Regions from separate parts of the Mus musculus genome. Here region 2 is linked to region 1. The links are chromatin loops, found by intact Hi-C in ENCODE. Cell type or tissue: gastrocnemius. All regions are shown on one strand. Each heading gives the region's core, and the rest is flanking DNA. Links, peaks and the distances in the headings are about the cores only.

The links. A loop is a pair of places that touch in the nucleus more often than their neighbours do. Peaks named below come from ENCODE experiments on the same cell type or tissue, not always from the same donor. Only the 100,000 strongest peaks of a DNase experiment are listed, where the experiment ranks them.
Region 2: it touches region 1 in a loop (5-fold over the local background); 24 of 42 quality-filtered maps call a loop at or near these places.

What each region holds. Positions count from the first base shown.
Region 1 is chr5:21,638,653-21,644,028 of GRCm38, forward strand. All of the region lies in intron 1 of Fbxl13 (F-box and leucine-rich repeat protein 13), which reads right to left. Among named protein-coding and RNA genes, the nearest start is that of Fbxl13, 4.3 kb to the right of the region's middle. In gastrocnemius, for the core only: a CTCF peak has its summit at 2,491 (motif pointing left); a DNase peak (open chromatin) is centred at 2,494.
Region 2 is chr5:21,422,942-21,428,317 of GRCm38, forward strand. It overlaps Ccdc146 (coiled-coil domain containing 146), which reads right to left and starts at 1,736. Exons shown (of 19, transcript NM_029195.1): 1 at 1,624-1,736. It overlaps Fam185a (family with sequence similarity 185, member A), which reads left to right and starts at 1,962. Exons shown (of 8, transcript NM_177869.4): 1 at 1,962-2,635. The coding sequence starts at 2,227. In gastrocnemius, for the core only: a CTCF peak has its summit at 2,326; DNase peaks (open chromatin) are centred at 1,893 and 2,452; H3K4me3 peaks cover 1,799 bases; H3K27ac peaks cover 970 bases.

The DNA.
Region 1 (5,376 bases), core at 89-5,088:
CACACAGCCAATGAGACAGGGTGAATAGGGAATAAACAAGCATTTTCTGTTGGCTTGCTTTGAAGTGCTAAGGATGGAACCCAGGGCCTTGGAGATGCTAAGCAAGGACCACAGAGCTAACTCCTCAATAGTTTCTTTCTGAGCAAAGAGAAGAGCAGGGGAGACCACTCAGCAGACAAAAGCGCCTGTTGTGTATAAAAGGGAGTTGCCTTGGTTCTTGATGCCTTGGGTGGGTTTCTACAGAATTGGATATGTAGAAAGCACATATCTATTTGGAAATGTTTTGTTCTTTTAAACAGACAATAGAATATATCTTTTAAGCAGACAATAGAACAAACAGTATAGATGTCTTAGATGTCTACACCTTTTGGAAAGAAGAGAAGAGAAGAGAAGAGAAGAGAAGAGAAGAGGAGAGGAGAGGAGGGGAGGGGAGGGGAGGGGAGGGGAGGGGAGGGGAGGGGAGGGGAGGGGAGGGGAGGGGAGGGGAGGGGAGGGGAGAAGAAGAGGGAGGAGAAGAGGGAGGAGAAGAGGGAGGAGAAGAGGGAGGAGAAGAGGGAGGAGAAGAGGGAGGAGAAGAGGGAGGAGAAGAGGGAGGAGAAGAGGGAGGAGAAGAGGGAGAAGAAGAGGGAGAAGAAGAGGGAGAAGAAGAGGGAGAAGAAGAGGGAGAAGAAGAGGGAGAAGAAGAGGGAGGAGAAGAGGGAGGAGAAGAGGGAGGAGAAGAGGGAGGAGAAGAGGGAGGAGAAGAGGGAGGAGAAGAGGGAGGAGAAGAGGGAGGAGAAGGAGAAGGAGAAAGGAAAGGAAAGGAAAGGAAAGGAAAGGAAAGGAAAGGAAAGGAAAGGAAAGGAAAGGAAAGGAAAGGAAAGGAAAGGAAAGGAAAGAAGAGGTTTCTTTAATAAGAAAAAGTGTCCTGTGAGAATCACAGTTCTAGAAATCTAAACACTGTTCAAAGCTTTTCCTGTTCCTTCCCCAAACCCCATGAAACAAGCCCAAGTGAGGTGGAGACGGAGCTAGCGCAGCACTGCTTTCTGGTGTGCTTTACTTGATATTTCAATAATGAACATTTGAAAGTAAATCAGCTATGTCTTGTCAAAATTTAAACAGATGGTACCACTTTTTAACTTTAATGGCTTTATATATGGAACATTCTTGAGCTTATTAAAGGCATCCAACTGGCTTGGCCATGTAGCAGCTACCTTGGGGAGTAGAAAACACCCCTTGGGACCAGCACTGGAGAGGGGAGTGTCTATTTGAGCCAGAGTCTGGCTGTGTTATCCAGGCTGGTCTGAATAACCAGACAGAGCAACCCTCCTGCCTCTCCCAAGTTGCTGGGACTACGGGAACAGTGCCTTGCTTAGCTCAGACTGGATGATTTACATCACAAGTGAGAAGCAGCAGCCACTGGGATGGATGTGAGAGACCAGAATACCTGACAGACTGCATCACCAATGGAGAAACAGATCATCCTATGTGGCTAATCCCTAGATAAAGTAACTCTTGGTGAAATAATGAGTTGGCAGCTTTCTATCTTCTGTGTTGGTTTCTCTTAGAACTACATCTGGGAACTGACTGGCTGGGCTGCAAAGTGTTGTCCCCCACACCCAAGAAACCATAAGCTTTACCCAAAGGTCCAGCAAAATAAGTTAGCAAAGCAGCCCTCCTCTCCCAACTCTGCAAACTGTCCCTTGCTACATACAAATTCCTGGTTCTCGTAACTATGGAAAATGTTTATACTGAGGCAGCCGTTACCATGCTCCCCAGGCTGGTCTTCAGGCTCAAGCAGTTTCCTTTTCTTTTTCTTTTTAAATTAATTTATTCTCTCATACATCCCAATCAAAGTTGCCCCTCCCTCCCTCTGCCCCAATCTCCTCCATCCCCATCCCCACCCCCACCCCCCATCCTCTTCTGTTTCCCTTCAGAAAATGTCAGCTTCCCAAGGTTTGATATCAACCAAACAAGGCATACCAAGTTGTGTAGGACACCACAAGAAAACCCACAGAATCAACAAAACTGGACTCATGGGGGTTCATTGAGACTGAACCAACAATCAGGGAGCCTGCATAGGTCTAATCTAGGCCTTCTGCATGTATGTTATATTTGTGTAGCTTGGTGGTTTTGTGGGACTCCTTATAGAAGGACCAAGGGCTGTTTCTGATGCTTTTGCCTGCCTTGGGGACCCTTTCCCTCCTACTGGGTTGCCTCATCCTGCCTTAATATGAGTGAAGGTGCCTAGCCGTATTGCAATTTCCTTTCTGAACCTCTTATATAGCTTGAAAGAAAGTGCAAATCACTGTGCCTCTTTTTTGCACCTCTGACAGATACCTGCCCTTAAAGCAAATAACCAATAACAGAATCTGTGTGACTTATAAATAAATGCATTTTCAAGTACAAATTGACAACTGAATCTTAAAATATAAGCAATATAGACTTCATATACATATATATGCATATATATGTATAATTCAAGTCATGATTTGTGACTGAAGCTCGCCCTCTGCTGGGAAGACCCAGCTTTGCACACTGCTATCATTTTCCTAGACATTAAACTGAAATCAACCTCACAGTTGGAAGTGTAGTTTCTTACTGATACAATTGCTAGGTTTCTTTGTTTAACAATTTTGTGGTCACTGAATCCATGAATACATAGCTCATCTTTGATCTCTCTGGAGCAGGCATGTGTGTTAGTAGGTAATGTACCCAGTTCTACCAAGTAGAAAGCTAGAGAAATACATATACACATCTATTTTTTTGATGTCCCCAAATCCTACCAACTGAGCATCATTGCATGGGCTCCTACTTTAATAATTTGTTTAAAAATATAAGTGCCTTTCAGAAATACCTCCAAAGGACAGAGAGTGAGATATTCACACAGGATGCACAGTGCCTGCATTCTGAGAGATGACTATACTGAATCAGAAGTAAGCATCAGTACTTATGTTTCCCATAATTCCTTGTGGGTACAGCCTTTTGGTGTTGCCATTACATATTTCTTTAGTCTGGAGTTTCTAAAACACATAGTTCTTGAACCATAAAATGATTTACATAGAGTAAACATTTCTTGCCCAGTTTTCTAAGTATCCAACCATTTACTTCATATATTTAAAATATAAAACAAACATGTAAAAATATCTAACTCTGAATTGAGGAGATAGCTCACTGGGTAAAGCACTTACCTCACAAACTTGAAGACCTGAGTTTGAATCCCCAGGACCCACATAATGCCAGGTTCAAGAGCACACACCTATAATCCCAGCAGCCCTGGGTTGGGGGATTAGAGACAGGAGGCTCCCTGAAACTCAAGGACTAACCAGTCTGGCATCAAAGAACAAAGAGACCCTCATACACATGAAACACATACCTCCAAAAATATTTTAAAATACTTAGTTCCAAGATCTTTTGAAAAGATGCTACAACTTTTTATGTTCATATCTTTTATGTAGGCAATATTCTTAGACGGCAAGAACATCTTATTAGATTCTAGTGATGGGGAAGGCTAGCTCGATGTAAGTGCAATCACATGATCTGAGAAAGAGACAGAGAAAGAGTATTTCCTGACAGAATAATATTACTTTTTTATTTTTATGCTTTTAACATTTATTTATTTGTAGATTGACAAACTCATTTATTTACTGTGTGTGCATGTGTGGAAGTCAGAGAACAACTTTCAGGAGAGTGACTTACTAAGGAGCCAGTCTTGATCACCGGCCTCTACGTGGGTGGACGCATCCTACATAGAGTAAGACACTGGAGAGTGGTCAAAATTCCATGGGAGGAAGACTCTTCCTCAGCGAACTGACAAAGCTCAGCTCTCATTCCCAGCTCTGGGTCTAAAATGAAGACTGGGTCCAGGCAGAGGATAGTCTGCCACTAGTAGAAAGAAAACCAGCCAGCTTTTGTGATCACTTGCTCAGTAACAAATATGTTTGGGTCTAGGGTGTTCATGAAGGAAGCTGGGAGCCAGCTGGCACAACTCTAAGAGAGATTCACAGGAAAAGGGGAGGACTCCTGCAGCACAGCAGAGCAGCAGCCAGCTTCATCCGCCTGGATCGAGCTCAGCTCTTCCCTCTAGAGTGAGGAAAGGGAGGACTTTCTCTGCTGAAGAATGCATTGTGGAGAATGTCTACTGTTCTCTTTTACTTGATAGCCAACAAAAAAAAATCACTCAGTGTGTAGAGGTAATTACTGGAAGAAAAGAAACAACAGACAACAGACCCAAAAATTATCCAGATGTTGAAGGAACCTGTGTTTCTTCTTGTTTTTGTTTTATTCAGGCTTACCAAGTGTCTTGAACTCAACATGTGGCCCAGCCTGGCCTCAAAGCAAGCCTCTTGTCCTAGCTCCCCAAGAACTGGGATTATAGACATGTGTGACCAGCTTTCCAGAGAGTGATTTTTACAAAACAATCATTAACATGTTTGAAAACAGGAGATTATAGCAAAATAGATGAAAAAGTATCTTTATAATTTTAATAAGTGGAATGCATTAAAAGGAATCAATGGGCATTCCAAGACTGAAAAATACATTATCTACAATTAAGATTTCACTTATTGTATTCAACAGATGGGATGAGATGTAACAAAAAGCAGAATTAGTAAAGTTAGCAATCCACTAAATAAGTCAATGAAAAATATCCAAAATATCATCCAGAAGACAAAAAAGAGGTAGCTGGACAAAAGCTAAAACAGAGGACAAGGGTAGAATTTTATTATATTCATGATTGGATTCCTATAATAGAAAAGAATTGGGTAAAAATAACAATAGATTTAAGTAATTGGTTCCAAAACCAATGAAAATTAAATATCAATCAGCAGATTCAATAAGCTTAGTAGATCAGGCAAGTGTTGTGGTTTTGGTTTGGTTTGGTTTGGTGTTGAGGTTTTATTTTGCTTATTTTTTGGTTGTGTTTTTTATTTTTGAGTCTTACCATCCCTATGCCTGGGCTCAAGCAAGCTTCAGCCTCAGTCTCCCTGGCAAGTAAGAGTTTACAAACCATTACAAACCACTGGCATGGGTAGGCTTTGGTTTGGGTTTTTCCTTTATCAGAGTGTACACAGGTTTGTAGGGAAACAGTGTTGTGGATGGACAACTAGGTTTACTTAGAACACACAGGCAATGTTCAGAAGAGGTCAAACATGCATAGATAACTGCAACAAGTACAAAGTACAGAGAGACCTGGCAGAATAGAAGTCACCTTAATGGTCTGAGGGAAAGTGAATGAGTGTGCCCAAAACCTGTCTTGCCCCTGCTGTTAATGTGTGAGCAGAGGTGACTGAAGGGATCATCTGGATAAAATCACGGGGAAAAGCCATCCTAAAAGGAAGTGTTGTGCCCAATTGCCCTGGAGGTTGAATGGCACTCTTCTCTCTCCCTTAGAACTCC
Region 2 (5,376 bases), core at 182-5,181, 220 kb before region 1:
TAACATGAGAGTCAGCAAAAGAGTGACTCTGGAGCACTTCTGCTAAGTCACTTAGGGCAAGCTCAAGGGAGCTTACACCTGTGCTCTTGGGTGTGTCTCTTTCTCTCCCTGTGTGATCAGTCACCTCTAGCAACCCCTGTGCTCTTAAACCCTTGTTTAAAATCTATTTTAAATCAACCCTCTTTCACATTAGCTTCTCCCAACATTTTTTTTCCAGCAAAGTCAAGGACAGGTTTCACCTTGGTGGAGGTCCTCAAGGATAGGGGCCTTCTTCTCAGATGGCTGACAGCAGGGCAGGGCTGTCACTGCCACCACCACTACCATAGTCTTCACTAAGAGAACAACATGGACGCTGGGGAGGACTTTAGCCTAGTCTATCTATCCATCTGTCACTTCAGGTTCAAAGAATTGGGGTCCCATATTTGGCTGAGAGTTTTGATCTTTAAAGGTATCATTTTATTTACTTATTGTGTATTTTATTTGTCACAACGTTCTCCGTATATAGTCCAGGTGGGCCTCAGATTTGAGATCTTTCTGCTTCAGCTTCCCAAACTCTGAAAACTTACAAGTGAACACCATCACACTGGACTTGCAATTAGTTAAATCTGTATGTAAGGAATTTAGGGAATTATTTGTAGAATGGGGAGAAGAATAGGCAAATATGGCTGAAATAATGTCCACACCCCCCATTTCCCATTATCTTTACTGCCTACTGAATAATAAAAAAAAGAGTTAACTTATAGAGTTATTTAGCACAGTCTGTCTTATATCAAAACTGAAGAAACATTTCTTGTGCCATAGATAATACAACAGGACCAGGAAAAAATTCTGACATCCCCTAACAAGTCTTATGATCCAGAGAGAGAGAGAGAGAGAGAGAGAGAGAGAGAGAGAGAGAGAGAGATTTTATTTTACCATTAAGGCCAAGGACCAGTTGCAGGGAAAGAGATCAAGACTGTCCTCTAACCAAGTTCAAATGTCTCCAAATCTCTTAGCAACGTAGACATATGCCATTCCTAAAATACTTTGTTTTGTATACTGTGCACTGCTTTGTTGTCCATTGTTTCATTTGATAAATGTGGTAAAAACGAAAAAAAAAACTTCTACACAAGACAAGGAAGATAGTGTCATCATTTTATAAGCAAATAGTAAAACCCAAAGGCATCCAATGACTGGCCTAAGATTACTACTTACAGTTAAGAAAGAGCCAGAATTCTAACACTTTTTCTTTTCCTTTTTTTTCTTTTTTCTTTTTCGAGACAGGGTTTCTCTGTATAGCCCAGGCTGTCCTGGAACTCACTCTGTAGACCAGGCTGGCCTCGAACTCAGAAATCCACCTGCCTCTGTCTCCTGAGTGCTGGGACTAAAGGCGTGCGCCACCATACCTGGCTTCTAACACTTTTTCTATCTAGTATTTTTTACCTAAGTGGGAGTTCCCTTAAAGGACAGAGAAGGGAGAAAGCAACAGAACGTGTCTGTCCTCTCATGCTAAGGTCTCTTGTGAGGGGGATTCTCTATTCCCAGGGAATCCACATTAGTTTGGTGACCTTTGGTTCTAACTACCTAAAGAAAGTATTCCTAACTTTGAATCTGATTCCCATCTATAAACATGCTGTTTCTTACCCTTTCTTTTGGTCCTGATCCTTGTTTAAACTCTTATTTTTCTCCGTGTGTTTTGGTCCCTGGGGTCTCACTTCAAAACTTCACCCTCTCCTAAGAGTCGCGTCCTTGGTATCCAAAGTAACCACAGCTGAGTTTATCCCGTCCCTTCTACTCTTCCTATTGGTCAGTTACATTAACTTTTTTTCTTTCTCTGCTCTCTTGGCCAATGGGCTTGAAGCAACGGGAAAGCAACGAGGGGGGAGCGGGGGCTCCTCTACCAATCGGCTGTCAGTCTGTGTATTCAGCGCACTGTCTCCTGGGATATGTAGTTTCACAGTTACCAGAACACCTTGATGTTTGGCTCCTTTAAAACTACATATCCCGATGGCCTCCGCCAAAGGGGCGGAAATAGGTGACTTGTCCAGGTCAGGGTTTCAACTAGGCTCTTTGAAGTTTTAACTTTCCTACCGGGATTTAAGGCGTTAAGTACTGTGCTGGGGGCCTGGCTCGTTCTTCCTTGGCGGAGCCGTGCATGCTGTCCCCTTCGTGACTGACCCGAGGCAGCTCGTGGTTCTTGTGGTCCCGGGACCAGCGAGCCAAGGCTGAAGCGTTCCAAGGGAGAGCATGTTCGGCCGCCTCCCTCCTTGCGCGTCCCGAGTGCGGGCGGGCGCCTTGGTCGGAGCTCTCGGGGCTCGGACTTGCGGCTCCAGTGGGGCGCAGCGGCAGGGATCAGCGCCCGATGACTCTGGGGCCGGCCTGGCGCGTGGGGCTCTGAGGGAGTGGACGCTGCAGGTGAGCCCGTTTGGGCGACTGAGGGCGCGGCTCCCTTGCCACCTGGCCGTGAGGCCCCTGGATCCCCTTGCGCACCCGGATGGCGACCGCGTGCAGGTGGCGGTGTGCGGCGTGGAGCACGTGGCGCGCGGCCTGGACAGCCTGCAGGTCAAGTATGATGCTGATCGGCAGGAGATGGCCATTCTGTCGGACGACATCGACCCCCAGGCGTCGGTGGAGGTGAACGCGCCCGTCAAATTTGGCAAGTGAAGTGAAAAAGGGTTTGGGTCACAAAACTAATAGTGTTTAAGCGTTGGGTTTCCAATTAAGGAGGAAAATTAAAGCCGAGTGGAAGCTTGTATTGGAATAATCTGAGTCTAATTACATTGTGGAGCCATTAGCATCACAGTCATTAGCATCGTTCAGGGTTGAGGTTTCTTGATAACTATCCAGTGGTTTGGTAGCCCACATCTCGGGGCTCTGGTCCCTCGTCAGCTCTATGTATAGATGCTTCCAGCTAATCTAGAAAAACAAAAACAAAAACAAACGAACAAAAAACCTTGCTTTCCAACAGGTACCCAGGTTGGTAGATGTCTATTCATTTAGGCATAAGTAAATTCTCTGCGAATACAAACTTTGAAGCAAGACACATAGTTAAGACTGTCTGGGGAAATTCATAATAGTACCTGCAAAACGTATTTCTTAGGCATCTGAGTCCCGTTATTTTATTTCCCAGATGCAAACCGCTGAGCACACATACTTTTCTAGAAAGGGTTCTGGGGCTCTCATTCTTCCTGGAACTGAAGGATGGTGTTGCTGATGATAGCAATAGCACCGTTTACCTCTTCTAAAATTATTTTATATTAACCCTCACAGTTGCTCGGTAGGGTGGATGCTTTTGTCACCGTTTCAGATGAGGACATTGAAGTAAAGGAAGTATAAGATACATACTGTGACTGAACAAACAAAGGCCCCGTGCGTGGTGACATTATGAAATTTGCTTCCTTAGGTGTCTTTCCACCTTAAATACAAGTAGGCAGGGCTAGGATGTGAGCTGTTAGGCTTCGTTGCTTCTCAACTTCTAACTAGCCTAAATGAATAAGAGACAGTGCCTCCAAATTTTAATACTCTGAAGTGCCGGTGGGGCTTTACCACAGTGCAGAATAAAATGGGAGTCAAAGGAGAGAGAGGCAAAACTTAAAACAGCCTCTCTGAGATGGGTATTACCTCTCCCAGCGATCCCAAATTACCTCACTGCTTCTTTTTAAAGCCAGGGGCTTATTTTCAGGGTACTGCCTCGATTCCATAGGCCCCTCAAATCTACATCGCTGATTTTATTGATAGTTGTTCCTCCAGCTTGTGATAGAGTGTCCCAGTGGATGTCCCATTACTACTCCTGTGTTAACCTTAATTCCCCGCCCTCCTTCCCAGCAACAGAGTGTGTTTAGCATCCCTTCGCTTACCTGTATAGTTGTCAGCTCTGCCTTGTTTCCTGCCATATGACAAGGCTCAGGTGGGCAGGCAGTTCTGCTTGTGTCAGTGCATGGCTTTCATGCACTCTCAGTTCCTCTCAGTGCATGTTGCTGATTTAACCCAGTGCCAAGCAGTGGAGGGCACTTATACTGTAATGATTAAAGTTGTGGCAGTGGGTCCCAACAACGCGCTTTGGGGAACATAATTGTGCTGGTTAGTTTGTAGTGAGCGCGACACACCTAGAATCACCTGGGAGAGGAGCCTCAATTGAGAAAATGCCTTTGTCAGATTGGCCTGTAGGCAAGTCTGCATTAATCAAGAAGCATTTCTTGACTAATGGTTGATATGGGAGGGCCCAACCACACGGGTTGACCCTGGGTTATATTAAAAAAAAAAAAGCAAGCTGAGAGACTCCTGGAGAGCAAGGCGGTATTTCTCTGTGATCTCCTCTTCAGTTTCTGCCCTGAGTTTGTCCTGACTTCACTGCGTGATGGACCGTAAGTTAGGAGATAAACCCTTTCCTTCACCAAATGACTTTGGTCAGTGTTTGATCAACCAAGGTCACATGACAGTAGTTTTTGTTTCTGTACTCCAGCTTAAGGGAAATTTAATATTAATGCAATTGCATAGTCGTAGTCACTCTTTAATATTTTGTTATTGCTGGTTTTTTTTTTTTTTTTTTTTTTTTTTGGAGACAGAATCCCTTTACAGAGCTCTAGCTATCCTGGAACTCAGTGTAGACTAAGCTGACTTTATACTCAGAGATCCATCTGCCTCTGCCTCCTAAATGTTGAGATAAAAGGCGTGCACTGTAGTGCCCAGCAATTATTTTGTTTTTATAAGGAGATATCTAAAGTGACACTTTAAATTACAGCTGAGAAGGCCACCTGGTCAATCCCTATTTTCCAAATTTTCTTTAAATACACTCTTATTTATCCACAATATTGTGGCTTTAATTCTCCTTATCACTCGGGGTTTTTTTGTTTTGTTTTTTCTTCTTTTTTTTTATTAGATATTTTCTTCATTTAAATTTCAAATGCTATCCCCAAAGCCCCCTATAACCTCCCCCCCTGCCCTGCTCCTCAACCCACCCACTCCCGCTTCCTGGCCCTGGCATTCCCCTGTACTGGGGCATATGATCTTTGCAAGACCAAGGGCCTCTCCACCCATTGATGGCCAACTAGGCCATCCTCTGCTACATATGCAACTAGAGACACAGCTCTGGGGGGTACTGGTTAGTTCATATTGTTGTTCCTCCTATAGGGTTGCAGACCCCATTTAGCTCCTTGGGTACTTTCTCTAGCTCCTTCATTAGGGGCCCTGTGCTCCATCCCATAGATGACTGTGAGCATCCACTTCTGTATTTGCCAGGCACTGGCATAGCCTCACAAAAAAGAGCTATATCAGGCTCCTGTCAGCAAAATCTTGCTGGCATATGCAATAGTGTCTGGGTTTGGTGGTTGTATATGGGATGGATCCCCAGGGTGGGGCGGTCTCTGGATGGTCCTTCTTTCTGTCTCAGCTCCAAAC